Regions from separate parts of the Homo sapiens genome. Here region 1 is linked to region 2. Evidence: read pairs that join two places in POLR2A ChIA-PET (ENCODE). Cell type or tissue: CD4-positive, alpha-beta T cell. All regions are shown on one strand. Each heading gives the region's core, and the rest is flanking DNA. Links, peaks and the distances in the headings are about the cores only.

Region 1 (8,338 bases), core at 189-8,188, 55 kb after region 2:
TAGACACAGTGCTAAATGTTTCACAGGCAAATGCCATTGGATCCTTATGATCTGCGAAGTAGGATTTATTGTTATGCCCATTGTACAGATGAGGAAACTGAGGCAGAGAGCTCCAGTAACTGGCCCAAGTGCTTGGCAATTGAAATAGAGATTTGAACCCAGGCAGTCTGACTCCAGAGTCCTCCTCTTACCACTACACTCTAGAGACACCCCAGATGAGTCCACACTTCCTCAAGAAAGCTCTCCACTACCAGGCAAGGTTTGCTGCCTCCCCCTCTGAGCTCTCACACGGCTGGTGCTCTGATCATAGCATCTAACTTCTGCATCATAATCGCCTGCCTCGAAGATTGTCTCCAAATAGGGCCACCGAAAATTCCTCCTAATCCTGTATGCGCCTGCCAGTCCGGACACCAAGAATCGGTGCTCTTCTCTCCTCTCCTTGGTCTGGCCTTGTGACTTGCCTTGAGCAATAGAATTCAGGGAGCCCAGGCCTTAGAAGACAGCAGCTCTCATCTCCTCTCTCAGACCCCGGCCGCCATGCTGTGAGGAAGTCCAGGACTACTAAACCATGAGATGCTCTGTGGAGACGCCTCATGGGCGAGGCCACCCTGGACGTTCCAGACCCAGTGGAGTTGCTGACAAACTCCCAGCTGTGTGGCTGGGCCCAGGTGACACCAGCAGACGACCCAGCTGAGCCCCAGCCAACCCACAGGATCGTGAGACTATCACAAATCATTGTTATGCTTGGTTCATCTTTCAGCCTTAGTTTCCCCATCTGAAAAGTAGGGAAGGTGATTCCTAGGTACCAGATTTCTCGTGAGGATTAAATAAAAGTACCTCACAAAAGAAGATGGTCAATCGTTGGCTGCCAGTTTTTTAACTCTGGACCAGCCAAGAGGACAATCGTTCCTTTTGACTTTCCCCACGTCATCAACTGCGCCCCAAGTCCACACCACGCTTGCATCCCCACACTGTCCAGAGACACAACTGTCTGCGCCTCCCAGTCTCATCCTTCTGTGTCTGCAGCCCATCTGGTGTTGCTCCCTGGTCCTGCTGGCTGGGGAACATGGGGGTGGGGCAGGCTGATGTCTTCCACTCACCCGGAGCAGCTGGCCCTGGAGTCCTGGGGACAGGTGAAGGAGACCAGAGAAGTGACTCCGTCCAGATGTGTGTACACCATCCTGCGTGGACTATGGCTTGGGCACAGAAGGGACCTGACCCACTTAAACAAATGGCTGTAAAATGCATCTCCACTATGTGGGCTACAGTCGTGAATGATTTGACCCGGACCTGTTCTCAGGCAGCAGAAACAAGAAACAAAGGATATTCCAGTTAGGGAATGCTCTCAAGATCATCTATTCCAGAAGTCACAGATGTGCGTGCCTGTGGGGTGAGGCCAGACAGAAATGTACAAGACAGGTGAGTATAACACAACAGGGCGCAGTCTAACACTGACCAGGTGCAGTGTGGTGACTTCAAGAATTTTTTTAAATGAAAGTATAACATACATATACATGTAGAGGGTGTATAACTTCAAGGCCGGTGGATTGCTTGAGTCAGGAGTTCGAGACCAGCCTGGGCAACATGGTGAAACCCTCATCTCTACAAAAAATACAAAAATTAGCCAGGCATGGTAGCATACCAGCTAATTTTTGCATTTTTAGTAGGGACAGGGTTTCACATTATTGACAGGGCTGCTCTCAAACTCCTGACCTCAAGGGATCTACCCACCTTGGCCTCTCAAAGTGCTGGGATTACACGCGTGAGCCACTACTCCCGGCCTTTAGAAACTTTTTTTTTTTTTTTTGAGACAGAGTATTGCTCTGTCACCCAGGCTGGAGTGCAGTGGTATGATCTTGGCTCACTGCAGCCCCTGCCTCCCGGGTTCAAGTGATTCTCGTGCCTCAGCCTCCTAAGTAGCTGGGATTACAGGCATGTGCCACCACGCCTGGCTAATTTTTATATCTTTAGTAGTAGCCATGTTGGCCAGGCTAGTCTCAAACTCCTGACCTCAGGAGATCCACCCGCCTCAGCCTCCCAAAATGCTGGGATTACAGGCATGAGCCATCGCACCCAGCCTCTAGAAACTCTTTGAATCACATATTAGTTATATTGTGTTATCTTCTGGTTTTTCAATTTTATTAAGGTCAAGTTTGTGATAAAGGTAAAAATATATATACATATTTATAATTTATATTAAAAGTTAAAAAGTTTCCAGTTTTACTAAAGTGAAGCTTATATTAGAAGTAAAAACAGAAGCATTCACTTTACAAGCTCCTGGAACCTGTAAAGCCCTGAATCGAGTCAGTGGTGTCCTAATGCAGAAGGTTAATGTTTGCACACGTGGCATTCTAGTTACGTTTTGAAATGGCTTCACGGTCCATTAGCCACTTTGTGGAGGCATGAATTTTCCCAGAGCACCATTTTAGCGAAGGGGACTGATGGCCCGAGAAGGAAAATGGGAGGCTGGAGGGCGCGATGCCCCATAAAACCCAGATTTCATGACACTGAGGAGATTAAGCTGCTGTGTGCCACACTGTTCATTTCAAGTGGTCTTGAGGGACTCCCTTTAATCTCCAGGTGAAAGCTGACGATTCGGAGGGTGATAATATGCAACCGTGTTCCAAAGAGTCCAGAGAGAAAACCCAGCCTGGTCCCAATTTCTTACCTTTTTTTTTTTTTTTAAATCTCTCATTTGTGGCATCTGATGAGGACTTAGTGTGATTAAAGTGGCGGCAGGAGCTAAAAGATAAAACAGCTATTTGAGGGAGGGAATTTTTCCAGCTGAGCTAGGAGATCAGTTAAATCCCTGGCTGAGATATCAAATCATTAGCACCTCCATAATCCGGGGGTGGCTTAACCCTGCCTGACACGTTGGAGTGGCGAGGGACGGGGCTGGGGGCACAAAGACCCCAGGGATGGTGCTGACACAGGGCGCCAGCCAGGGAGTACAGATAAGGCAGGCGGGTCTCCTGGGGTCAAGGTGAAGAAGGTGGCAGGAAATAGAAATGCCAGGTGTCTGCCTCTGCCCTGGAGCAATTTGTGTGCCGAGGCCAGATGAGTGACCTTGGCGAGCCAAATGCACACTGAGGCTAGGTCCTTGTCCAGGTTTTGTTGTTGTTGTTGTTGTTTTCTGGGTGTTAGGAGTTGCCTAACGGCACAAATCTGGGATGGCCTCAGGCCCCTAAACCCCACCCACGTGCCTTCTAATGGGTGGTTGTAAATTAACTCCTGAGTTCACCTACCAGCTGCAGAATCCTGACAGTGATATTAAGTCTCTCTGGGCCTCAGTTTCCTCATCTGGAGAATAGGGGCAAATGACAATGCACCTTCCACAGAGCCATGGGAGGAGAGTCTTCTAGCAAATCTCCAGGTCTAAGGTGGGTCATGCCCAGCAGGCGTCACCTCTCACCCTTCATCTCTGTAGACAGTTCATCTTAATTGTGGATGTGTTTTAACTTATTTAAACCCAAAGTGAGCTGGACACATTGAACGCTGAAGGAGAGACTGGCTCTTCAGATTCCTTCTTCCAAATGAGGCCAGGTTCCCTCCCTGACCTCAGCAATTTCTACTTCTCTCTGCCCATGCTGACACGTGGCTGATGTGTACCAGAATGGCCATGTAGCCCAAACAGGTGAAAGCACCCTTCCATACCAATTAGCAAACAGCCTCTCCCACTGCATCCCAAGTGCCCAGCTTCCCTGCGCCCTCGCCCCTGACTGCCTATGGTCTGACAACCAAAGGGTTAACCCTGGACAGCAGGGGGCTCTGAGACCTATGGCCCAGTGAATGTCATACTGTAGAGGCGCTGCACTGGGCCCACCAATACTCTCAACAGGGATGTGGCTTCCTCACCCCCTCCATTTGTAGAGCAGAAGAAACTGTGGCTCCAAGAGGGAATGTGACCAGCTCAAGGTCAATCATCCAGGGAATGGCAGAGTCAGGACCTCCCGAAGCTGTCAGACTCCTCTGGATGAGGTGAGAGCATGCAGAATGTTGGGGAGATACTGAAGGCAACCCATGCCTTGCCTCCTGGTGCACATCAACCCTCACCTCTAGACAAAGACTGCCTGGGTCTCAATCCCAATCTGCCACCTACAAGTCTTGTCATCACAGGCAAGTGACTTCAGCCTTTTGTAAGATCAAACTAATTTTCTTAGTTTTAAACAAAACAATACAACAGAGCTTTTCAACCTCACTACTGTGGACCTGAGAAAACAGATTATTCTTTGTTGTGGGTGCTGTTCAAACATCATAGAATGTATAGCAGCATCCCAGCTTCTACCCTCTGGCTATCAGTGGAACCTCCTCCCCAGTCAGGATGATCCACACATCTCGAGGCATTGCCTGCTGTCCCCTGGGCGGCAAATCCATCTGAGCAGGAGAGCCCTGCTTTATAGGATTGTTTCGAGGGTTAACAAGTTTAGAGAGAGAACCTGACGTACAGTTAGTCACTGTCACTGCCTGGTTCCTCAGTTAGGATTGGGGTTGCCTGCAAGGAATGGTGACCCTAAAATAAGTGACCTAAACTGGACAGTCGTTTGGTTTACTTGGACACAAATGGACAAACATTAGCAGTTTGGGGCTAGATGGCAGTTCGGCTCCACTTCTCTAACGTTTGAACTCGTCCTCTGGGTCCAAGGGGACAGCTACAGACACTGTGGAGAGGGGAGGGGCAGAGGGCACTTGCCTGCCAGCCAGTAAGATCCCCAGATGCCACCACCATGACCTTCCACTAACATCCCATTGGCCACAATGTGGTCACATGGTCACACCTAGTTGCAAGGGAGGCTGGGAAATGTAGTCTTTATTCTGGGGGTTGGGAGGTGGACAGCTAATGTTATATTACTGTGGAAGAAGAGAGAATTGGCTCAATGGGGTCATGGAATCTCTTGGGCCTGCTGCAGTCAGGAAGCTGATTAAAGCCAGAGGCTGTCAGAGCCATGAGGACAGAGGGCGAGATAATCCTGGGAGCATCTGGTACACTTTGCTTAATAAACCACTGGACAAGAAATATTAGCAGAGCACATAAGAAATAAACACATAGGAAACTCGCCTCTAAACAGAAATCCTGCAGAACTGACACCCATTATAATCAACTCCCTCCTCCATGCCAGGACCATGTGCCCTCCATGTTCTGTGTGAATTTGTGGCAGGAGGACAGAAACATTGGAACTGGACCAGGAATCCAGGGGACTCTACTTTCCTCTTGATTCTATCACCTGGAGGCTGCATGACTGAGATGAAGTCCCCATGCCCTCCAGGCCTCAGCTTTCTCAGTTGTACACAGGGCCAGTATTGGAGTCTCAAACAGCAAAACGAGCCTGGCCACAGTGGCTCACACGCGTAATCACAACACTTTGGGAGGTCAAAGTAGGAGGATCACCTGAGGCCAGGAGTCTGAGATCAGCTTGGGCAACATAGGGAGACCTTGTACTCTACAAAAAATAAAAAATAAAAAAACCTAGCCAGGTCTACCTGCCCATAGTCCCAGCTACTCAGGAGGTTGATGTGGGAGGATGGCTTGAGCTGGGGAGTTCAAGGCTGCAGTGAGCCATGATCGTGCCAGTGCACTCCAGCCTGGCCAACACAGTGAAACCCCGTCTCCACTAAAAATACAAAAATTAGCCAGGTGTGATGACAGGCGCCTGTAGTCTCAGCTACTGGGGAGGCTGAGGCAGGAGAATCACTTGAACCTGGGAGGCAGAGGTTGCAGTGAGCCAAGATTGCCTCACTGCACCCCAACCTTACTTCTCTAAAGACAGCCTGAGAAAAAGCCTGCCAAGAAAACAAGGGACAGTGCTCTTGCCAAGTTTAGCTTCCCACTACATCCCAAGTGCCCTTCTATTAACAGGCTATGGTGTAGAAACAGGGCTGATTATGTTTGGGGACTTGACCCCCAAATCGGCATCTGCCTTTGAGGAGGGAGCAGAGGGGAGGACCCTTGAGCTTGCAGAGACAGCGGTGACTCCATCTTGGATGCTAATCTGCCATGTTGATTTCTGATTGTCTCCAGTCCTAGGAATGCCTCTTGCTGCCTATTTTATTTACTATCCCTAGTGTAAGAACATGACAACCTTGATATCATTGGACAAATTCTAAGCTATGGCACACACGACATTCTTGCCTGTTAGGAGGGTTGCCTTTGTCTTACTGGAGCATGTACCCCCTTCCCCTGTGGTAGATGATATGGTTTTGCTCTGTGTCCCCATCCAAATCCCACCTTGAATTGTAATAATCCCCACATGTCAAGGGCACGGTCAGGTGGGGATAATTGAATCATGGGGCTGTTTCCCCCCTACTGTGTTCATGGTAGTGAGTAAGTCTCACAAGATCTGATGGTTTTATAAATGGGAGTTCCTCTGCACAGTCTCTCTTGCCTGCTGCCATGTAAGATGTACTTTGCTTCTCATTTGCCTTCCGCCATGATTGTGAGGCCTCCCCAGCCATGTGGAACAGTGAGTCCATGAAACCTCTTTCCTTTATAAATTACCCAGTCTTGGGTATGTGTTTATTATCAGCATGAGAACAGACTAACACAGTCGATAAGCCTTGGGTCTGGGGGTAACAGGGACAGAGATCTACCCGTCCTGCTGCCTCCAAGACCATGCTTCTGTCTGCAAGCTCCCCCCGTAAGACAGGCTTTATCCACAAACTCAATCTGTCTGCCTTGCTCTTTGGTGTCTCGGCTCCTTTGCCTTTTTTTTTTTTTTTTTTTTTTTTTGAGATGGAGTCTCACTCTGCTGTTGCCCAGGCTGGAGTGCAGTGGCGGGATCTCCATTCACTGTAACCTCCACCTCTTGGATTCAAGTGATTCTCCTGCCACAGCCTCCCAAGTAGCTGGGATTATAGGCGCCCGCCACTATGCCTGGCTAATTTATATATTTTTAGTAAAGACAGGGTTTCACCATGTTGACCAGACTGGTCTCGAACTCCTGACCTCAGGTGATCTGCCCGCCTCAGCCTCCCAAAGTGCTGGGATTACAGGCATGACCCACCACGCCTGGCCTCCTTTGGTTTTTGGAGGCCACATTGCATACACAGCCTTTTCATGGAACAAGCTTCCTCCAAGGCTCCCACGACCCACAGGCACCACACTCAGGGCTCACCAGCGCATGAAATCCTCACAAGCCCATTCCACAGAGAGGAAAGCTGAGGCTCAAGAGGTTAAAAAGACACACAAGGCCACACAGCAACTTCTGTGCCAACAGAGCTTAGAATCAAACCCACTGACCTCCAGGATCCCGGCCTTGTCTTGACACTCTCTTCTGATTTCCCAGACGGAAGCTCAACTTCTTCTGGGGTCTCCCTGTCACTGTCAGTCTCCTGCATTGTGGTCATGTTATGGTGACATTACAGGGAGCCAAGACTCAGCGCTCTGCTCCTGCATGGCTCATTCAGGGGCCTGGAGGCCCAGCTTCTCTCTGTGTGTCTTGTGGCATTGCAAGCTCAGACCACGGCAAGAGCCCAGAGTGTAAAAGCAGAAACACAAAGGGCTCCTCAGGTGTGTCTCAGGGATGAGGACCCTCAGACGGCCCTTAGCAACCAGATGCACACTCACCCCCAAACCCCTTCTGCAGCATCTGCAGATCACTGGGCACTCACCATCTACATATAGCTAGTTTGGTTTAGTCTTTTTGAGACAGAATCTCACTCTGTCACCTGTGCAGTGGCATGATCATGGCTCACTGCAGCCTCGACCTCCCCACACTCAAGCAATCCTCCCACCTCAGCCTGCTGAGTAGCTGGGACTACAGGCATGCACCACCATGCCTGGCTAATTTTTGTATTTTTTGTAGCGATGGGGTTTCACCGTGTTGCCCAGGCAGGTGTCCAACTCCTGAGCTCAGGGGATTCTCCTACCTCAGCCTCCCAAAGTGCTGGGATTCCTGGTGTGAGCCACGGCACCTGGTCTATTTTGCTTTACATTTTAATATAAATGGGACTGCACCAGAGACATGGATCTGCATCCTGCTTCCTCCCCTTAACAACATGCTTGAGATCCCTCCACGTCTGTTATATAGAAGGTTATCGTGTTATTTTTCATAGCTGTGTAGTATTCCACAGTGTGATGATTAATTTTATGTGTTAACTTGACTGGGCCACAAGGTACCCAGACATTTGGCCAAACATGATTCCAGGCATGTCTGTGAGAGTGCTTCTGGGTGAGATGAACATTCCATCAGTACACCGAGCAAAGCTGATCATCCTCCCTCATGTGGGTGGGCTTTGACCCATCAGTTGAAGGCCCAACTAGAACAATAAGGCTGAGAAAGAGGGAATCCCTTCTGTCTGACTGCTCAAGCTGGAACACTGCCTTTTATTTCCTACCTTTGGA
Region 2 (8,338 bases), core at 156-8,155:
AGGAAGGCTTGTCACTATTCTCATAAAATAACCACTTGGGCTATATTCATGTCTGAATTTTCTGCTTGATATTAGCTGCATGACAGCAGCGACTGGGTCTGTCATGTTCACAAATGTAGCTCCAACCCCCAGCACAGACTGATGAGTAATACTTAGAAAATATGTGCTGTAAATTATTGATAAAGACATATCAGATGGATGGGAGAATGGATGGATGGATGGGTGAATGGATAAATGATGGATGGATGGATGGGTGAATGGGTGAATGGATAAATGATGGATGGATGGATGCATGGATATATGGGTGGGTGGATAGATGGATAGATGGGTAGATGAATGGATGGATGGATGGATGGATGGATAGATGGGTGGGTGGATGGACGGATGGATATATGGATGGATGGATAGATGGATGGATAGTGGCTGGCTGGATGGCTGAATAGATAGATGGATATATGGGTGGATGGATGAATGGATACATAGGTGAATGGATGGATGGGTAGATGGGTGGATGGGTGGATGGATGGATGTATGAATGGATGAAAGAAGAGATAGATGAATGAATGCAAGGATATGTGCATGAATGGATGAATGGGCAGATGGATGGATGGTTGGGTGAATGGATGTACGGGCAAATAGATGAGTGGATATAAGGATGGTTGGATGGAGGGATAAAGGAATAGAAGGGTGGATAAAATAATAGATGGGTAGATGAAAAGATAGATGAATATATAGATGGATAGATGGAAGAATGAACAGATGGATGAATAGATCGATGGAGGAATGGATGGATGGATGCATGCTTGAAAAAATGGATGGATGAAAGATTAGATGAATATATGAATGGATGAATGAGTGAATGGATAGATGAATGGGTGGGTGGATGGATGGTGGGTGGATGCATAGATGGGTGGGTGGATGGATGAGTGGATGGATGGATAAATGGATAGACAGATGGGTGGATGGGGCCAGGCACAGTGGCTCATGCCTGTAAATCTAGCACTTTGGGAGGCCGAGGCGGGCAGATCACCTGAGGTCAGGAGTTTAAGACCAGCCTGGCCAACAAGGTGAAACCTCGTCTCTACTAAAAATACAAAAATTATCCAGGTATGGTGGCGGACACCTGTAATCCCAGCTATTTGGGAGGCTGACGCAGGAGAACTGCTTGAACCCAGGAGGCAGAGTTTGCAGTGAGCCAAGATTACTCCAGTGCACCCCAGCCTAGGCAACAGAGTGAGACTCCATCTCAAAAAAAAAAAAAAGGTAGATGGGTGGATAGATGGATAAGTGAAAGGATGTATGTATGAATGGATGGATGGATAGATGAATGGATGATTGGTGAATAGGTAAGTAAATGAAAGGATGGATGGATGGAGGGATGAAGGAATAAAGGGGTGGATAAAAGGATAGATGGGTGGGTGAAAAGATAGATGAATATGTGGATGGATGGATGAATGGGTGGATGGATGGAAGAATGAATAGATGGATGAATAGATTGATAGAGGAATGAATGGATGAAAAAACAGGAAGATGAATGAAAGAATAGATGGATATATGAATGGATGAATGAGAGGATGGATGGATGAATCGGTGGATGGATGGATGGATGGTGGGTAGATGGATGGGTGGGTAGATGGATGGAGGGATGAATGGATGGATGAAATAATAGATGGAGAGATGGATGGATCAATGGATGATTAGATGGATGAATGGAAGAGTGGTATCAGGCGTGTTTTCCAATTCTCTGAATGAAAGTAGCAGAGGCTTAAATATGAGCAGTTCCAGGCTCTGCTCTTCAGCATGAGGTCATGTTTGCCATGAGCTCCTCTGTGACTCACAACTCCCTGCCCACCATCAGACCACAGGTCTTCTATTTTGTTTCTTAATCCCAGGTCCCATTTTGTTCCCTATATCTCAGCCCTGGGCTTTTATTTTTTTCTTCACATAAGAAACTTTCACTGCCTTTTTTTTGTGCCCTCTGGAAAGAAAGAACAGTTTCTTCTTTTACCTGGATATTCTTTGTAAAGTTTGTGTCGTAGGATTCGCCCATCTGGAAAACAAGTGAGAGGAAAAAACTTCTTTTAGGAGTTTAGAAGGCCAAAACTGTTGTCATAATAACACTGAGGAATTACTTGTGTTTTTCAGTCTCCCCATCTCACTAGTGTACAATGGAATTGTTCAGAGGCTACATGAGCATTTGTAATGTCTCAGCTCTAGTTTCTAATATGATAATATCCAGAGCCATCAACCCATAAAGGAAAGCCCTGTGAGATCTCCTTAACATCTTTCAGGGTACAGCGGTCTTGAGAGCAAAAAGTTTCAGAACCACTGTCTTTTTTTTTTTTCTTTTAGACGAAGTCTCACTCTGTTGCCCAGGCTGGAGTGCAGTGGCATGATCTCAGCTCACTGTAACCTCTGCCTCCTGGGTTCAAGTGATTCTCCTGCCTCAGCCTCCCGAGTAGCTGGGATTACAGGCATGCGCCACCACACCCAGTCAATTTTGTATTTTGAGTAGAGATGGGGTATCGCCATGTTGGTCAGGCTGGCCTCGAACTCCTGACCTCAGGTGATTCACCCACCTCAGCCTGCCAAAGTGCTGGGATTACAGGCGTGAGCCGCCATGCCCGGCCAAAACCATTGTCTTAACAGATGAACTGGAAGCCAAATTTCAACACACTGTTGAGTAAATGTCATTACAAAATATGTTCACAGGGGGAAGAGATGACACTCTTTTGAGTCTGCCCAAGAGACACTCTGATGTCATTACTGCAAATGACAAAGTAACTTGAGTATGAATCCTCACTCGTCCTCTTTGAGCCTCAGTTTCCTCTCCTAAAAATAGGCATAAAATTAGTACCTCTTAAAGTTATTGTGAGGATTAAAAGAAACAATTTCATTTAAAACATATCTATGCAGTATTAGGATGAGCCGTATGAAAATTCTATCTTTGTGTGTAAAAAGTGGTCAACTGCTGGCAATTTCATGCATGTCCCATGACTAGCCGTGCTACCCACCCCATGGTAGCAGGAAAGCATTTGCTGACAGGAATGTGACCAGGACATGTGGATGCTTGAATGTGGCAATCTCTCTCAAATTTAGCTCACTTCTCCATCCTGGTGATCAGCGCTGCCTTTTCTGCTATAAGGTTAATCAAGCACATATGCGCGGTAGCCAGACATTTTCTTTTTCTTTTGTTTTGTGGCCATACTAAAAATCATCAGGCTGTTTGGGACCAGCACGGACATTTATCGGTCAAGGTGCTAACGCTCCATGGAACCGCTCCAGGCCCTCCGGTGGGTCAGCGCCTGCTGATCAGCAACTGCAGCAATAACTATTTTCCAAAGCAAATGGCTAAGGTTTTTGTAGGCTGGGGGAGCTCCCCAAAACTTTCCTGCTCCCCCTTTACCTGGGGGTGAATTCTGGCCCATAACACCACAAGGAGACAGAGGTAAATGTGGACCCCGGACCCCCTCCTCAGGCCAAATATAATCACTTATAATTTATTACCAAAAATGATTACTCGTCACTTTTCTCAAATTGCCTCCCACTCAAGGCTAGACAAGCCCCACTTCATTCTTCTCAAGCAGTGTCTTGGGCAGGACAAGGAGGGGCCAGCCCCCGCAGCTCAGCTTCTGTGTGACCTCAAACCTACTCAGAAAAATGCACCGATTTTCCCTGAACCCACTCTCTGAAAAACCAGATTTACTATACATGTCAGTGTTCATTTTCCTCTTGCATAAAATGTGAACCCCTCAAATGCCTGGTTCCAGGTGCTGGATGGTCAAACTTGAAGGACTATTGGTACCCGCTAGAAGCCTCTCTTACGGGAGGATGGCATCTTAGGTGTCGGCACAGGGCCTGTCGCTTACTCTCAAATGGTCCAGAAAAATACACACGTAGATTTATAAGTGGGGAGAGAGCATAAAGGAAAATGTAACGGTAGTTTTTTAACAACTGGTGAATCTGGGTGGGGGATTCAAGGTACTACTTTTGCAACATTTTTATAAGTCTGAAATTATTTCAAATATGCAGTTTTTAAAAACTTAAATAAAAAGCTTCTTCCTTGGTAAGGCTGGGACAAGGGGGCCACCCTTCCCCTGAGATTTTTGCTCCAAGGGAAGTTGCTGGAATTCAAAATGTTTTCAAACCTATATATAATTACCAGTAAATTACCAGTAATTATTGCTAAGTGTCAGCCCCCTGAGAACAAGGCTAGGGGGAATTCCACTTACAGTTCCATTTGGAAGCCTCAAATCGTTCATTTGGGAGGGGAAGCTCACACACACACACACACACACACACACACACGCACACACACACACAGGCTCTGAGGCTGGTGGACAGTCTTGGAATTCCAGCTCTTCCAGCTCTGCATCTTTTGGGTAAATTCCTGAACTCATATCCTCCCTTTACGAAGACAGGGATGATGGTGGCACACATTCACTGAGGACCTACAGTGGGCCAGGTGCTATTCTAAGCACTTCATACGTGTTTCTCTCACTCAAGCCCCATAACTACCCCATGAAGTAGTCACTATGGTTACCATCGCCATCTCTATTTTACAGATCAAGGAACTGAGGCTAAGAGAGGTTGGGTGACCTGCTCAAGGCCACGGAGGAAGAAAGTTACAGGCTTTGGACTTCTTTCTGTGGTTCTGAGCCTGCACTCTGAAACCTATGCAGCACTGCCTCCTGGTTCTACTTCTCCTTTTGCAGGCTTGCAGCAAAGCTTAATTTAAAGAGAGCACTCCAAAGGTGCATGTTAACAGTAGGCATCACTGGTGTGGTCACCACTGAATGACTGACCCTCTTTGCTTAGCTCTGTCTTGAAATGGGAATTTTTTTAACTGGTTTGAACCCTTAAGAACTAGTTTGACTTGGTTTGACCTTGGTCTTAGACATCATAGGGCTGAATGAAAAGATCAGGGGATGAAAAAGACAAGTGCCCAAGGCATTCCTATTATGCCGTCATTATTATAAATGGTGGCATAGCCCAACGAACTCACAACTCGCCCCACAGCTCTCTTTTGGAAAAGGCTATCCCTTCCACACTCCAGCAGCCTCACAGTGGCTGGCAGGCCCTTGCGGTTTTACCTCCAAAGGACCATACACCCCACCCACCCACGGCAGGATTGAGTGTCTAGAGACAAGCAGTGATAAAACAGTGAAGGTTGTTTACTGTGCTTGTGAATTGATGGACACTCTACACAGATTAACTCACTCCTCAAAGAGCCCTGTGAAGTACCTCAAGTATTATGAACCCATTTTACAGAAAAGGCAAATGAGGCCTGAAAAGGTTATGTTATTTGCTGCCCACAGCAGTAAGGGGCTGAGTAGCTGTGGCAGCCCAGGCTATCTGGCTGGAGAAGCCACCCTATAACCCCAAACAAAGCCCTGCAAATAGCAAGTGGAATGTAGAGGAAACCAAAAAGGCATCTCTTTGTTTCAAAGCCTTTTGTAGATAATTTCTTCAAAGTTCAGGATTCCGGGATTTGCATCACTTTATCTGCAATGATAATGACATTAAATGCATGACTGATTTTACGTCTATGCCTTTCTTGAAACACTTCAGAGAAAAACATTCTCAAATCAGAAAAAAAAAGAGGTTTTGGCAGATCATGCACTCCCCAGTATACTTTCGGCAAATAGGGTCACTGTAATTATCACCAATCTTGTCTGAGGGTCCTGTCCTTAGCTATTAGGGCTATGAGATGCCGAAGCGGGGACAGGGGCCCCTGGGTGTGGTCTCAGTCTGACTGACACTGACTTTGACAAGGTGAACCTGGCCACCCTGAAGTCCCAGATTCCTGGCTCACCACACAGTTCATCCAAACTCCATGCCAAAAAGCACATTGAAGTCTTTCAACTTGATTGCCTTGAGTGGGGTTCGAGATGGTTTTAGATACCACCAGGAATCGCTGTGCCATTGTTCTTTCTTTTCTTGGGAAAATTATGCCAATGAGAGCAACACAATTCACTCATCTATTTATTGCCTTTGTGTCCAAAGACGAACACAAATTAAGTCAAACTGAACAGTCCTGGCAGAAGTTCTGGAAGTTAAGGATTCTCAGACAATTCTAATTCAATGCAGTTTGAAAACAGATACAGATGCTTCTTGACTTACAATGGAGTTATGTACTGATATACCCCCTACAAGCTGAGAATATCTTAAGTCAAAATGCACTGAACACAGTTAACCTACTGAACACCATACCTTAGCCGAGCCTACCTTAACTGTGCTCAGAACACTTACATTAGCCTAGAGTTGGGCAAAGTCATCTAACACAAAGCCTATTTTATAATAAAATATTGAATGTGTCGTGTAATTTGATTACCATACTGAAAGTGAAAAACAGAATGGTTGGATGGGAACTTGAAGTACAGTTTCTACAGAATGCATGTTGCTTCTGCACCAGCGTAAAGTCTAACAATCTTAAGTTGACCATCGTAAGTCGGGGTCCATCTACACATACGTGGATATAAAACATCCAGTGCTTACTGACCACCTACTATTCCTTAGGGCTGCTCCGACTGCTCTGCACTTATGATTTCAGTCACGCCCCACAACAGCATGTAGTAGCCCCATTTTACAGATGAGGAAACTGAGGCTCAGAGATAGGAAGAAATTAACCCCAGTGTCGCCCAGCTGGGAGGTGCAGAGCTGGGGTTTGCAGCCAGTCTGCTGGCTCAAGAGCTTCGGTCACATGCTAGTGTGACAGGGAAAGGGTAGGGGCCATGAAAGAAGGAGCCGGGCAGGGGGAAGATGTGAGGAGCTCTCAGTCAGGCCCAGGTGCTGGGGCTGCTTCCTGGGGCAGGTCGTCCATGCGGGTGAGAGGCGCTTACAGGGAGAAGGGGACTGGGGCAGGAGCCAGGATCAGGGCTGGGGTGCCACACTCACCTGCTTGCCGGCGCTGCTTGACGCACTGCCCACGGTTGGGGATACCTTCGGCCACGTCACCTGGGCTCAGGATGTGGCACTCATAGCCCGAGGGACAGAGCAGGGGTTCGGCCCCATCCTCCGTGGTGCTGCACGCCTCTGCTGCAGGAGGGACACACGCTGGGGTCTAGAAGGCCGACTCCCAGGACAGGTGCACATGCTAGGGTCTAGAAGGCAGACTCCCGGGACGGGTGCAGGGAACGCACCTCACCCAGAGAGGCGGCCTCGCCTCTGTACCCCAGGTTCCAGGCTAGGCCCTGGGTCTCACTCAGCGGCATGTGGCACACGTGCACACCCACAAACACGCACACAAACACAGGCAGTCCAAGCTCACCTGATCCCAAACATACTCTCACAGGCTCAGCAACATCCATATAGACATGTTCACGGATACACCCTGAAACACACACTCAGCCCTACAGTCGCATGGGGACACAGACATTTACACAAGCAAGTCAGACGCACAAATACACACAGACATATACGCACGCATCCCCACACACAAATCCTGCACACACATATCCACACCCACATACACACACGCTTACCCACACATGTACACTCACAATACAGTCACACACTTTTGCATGCACACACACACACACACACACACACACACACAAATATTCAGCCACAGGCACAAGGACAGCCACACAGTTGCATATACGGCCGCACACTCTAGCGGACACAGTCACACAACACACAGATGGACGTGGAGTCAGAAGCACAGCCGCAGGTGTGCAAGGGTGCCCGCTCGCACCTCCTAGGCCTCCAGGCCCCCGACCTGCATGCTGTTCCTTCCAGAAATTGCCCTCTGCCTCCTGGTACCTCCCCCACCCCCAGGGAGGCTTCATCATTAGAGAGCGGTGAACCCCCTAGAATTCTAGGAATTTGAAAACCAACCCTAAGCCCCCTCCCCTTCAATTCTCCATCCAGGAGGAGGCTCCATTCTTGGGGAGAGTCGAAGCCCTTATTCTGTACTGGGCTTTGATTCTGGCCAAGCCCCCAGCCATCAGCCCTTCTTCGCTGGGGTGGGGAGGATCAAAGAGGGCTGAGTGTTTGGCTGAAGGGCCCGTGCATGGGGGACAGCCGGCCTGGTGCTGCCAGCTTTCTGGAAGCAGCTGAGAAGGAGGGATCGAGGCTTGGATGTAGGGTCTGGGCTTTACCCGGCAGGTACCTTGTAACACCTCCTCAGGGCCATCCAGGAGCCAGCCATTGCCACCAAGCCATCGAGGTTTCGGCTGCACCAGCCAGTCTAAGACTAACACAATACGGGGTCAGATCAGGGCCCTCCTCAAGCAGCTGAGAAACGCCCAGGCTTGGGGGCTGGGGGCACCCCAACTTCATGACAGCACAGAGGCTCCCCATGGGAGAAATAACTATGGTTCCTGGCACACCTTCA

What was found. Peaks named below come from ENCODE experiments on the same cell type or tissue, not always from the same donor. Only the 100,000 strongest peaks of a DNase experiment are listed, where the experiment ranks them.
Region 1: POLR2A ChIA-PET joins it to region 2 with 6 read pairs; 3 of 35 experiments call an interaction of 5 or more read pairs at or near these places.

The regions. Positions count from the first base shown.
Region 1 is chr16:84,262,980-84,271,317 of GRCh38, reverse strand. No RefSeq gene overlaps it. Among named protein-coding and RNA genes, the nearest start is that of KCNG4, 27 kb to the right of the region's middle. In CD4-positive, alpha-beta T cell, for the core only: no CTCF peak of the experiment used is centred there; a DNase peak (open chromatin) is centred at 4,747.
Region 2 is chr16:84,318,131-84,326,468 of GRCh38, reverse strand. It overlaps WFDC1 (WAP four-disulfide core domain 1), which reads right to left. Exons shown (of 7, transcript NM_021197.4): 3 at 8,114-8,197; 4 at 6,898-7,038; 5 at 2,009-2,050. Among named protein-coding and RNA genes, the nearest start is that of WFDC1, 27 kb to the right of the region's middle. RefSeq lists an enhancer at 6,483-7,004. In CD4-positive, alpha-beta T cell, for the core only: no CTCF peak of the experiment used is centred there; no DNase peak of the experiment used is centred there.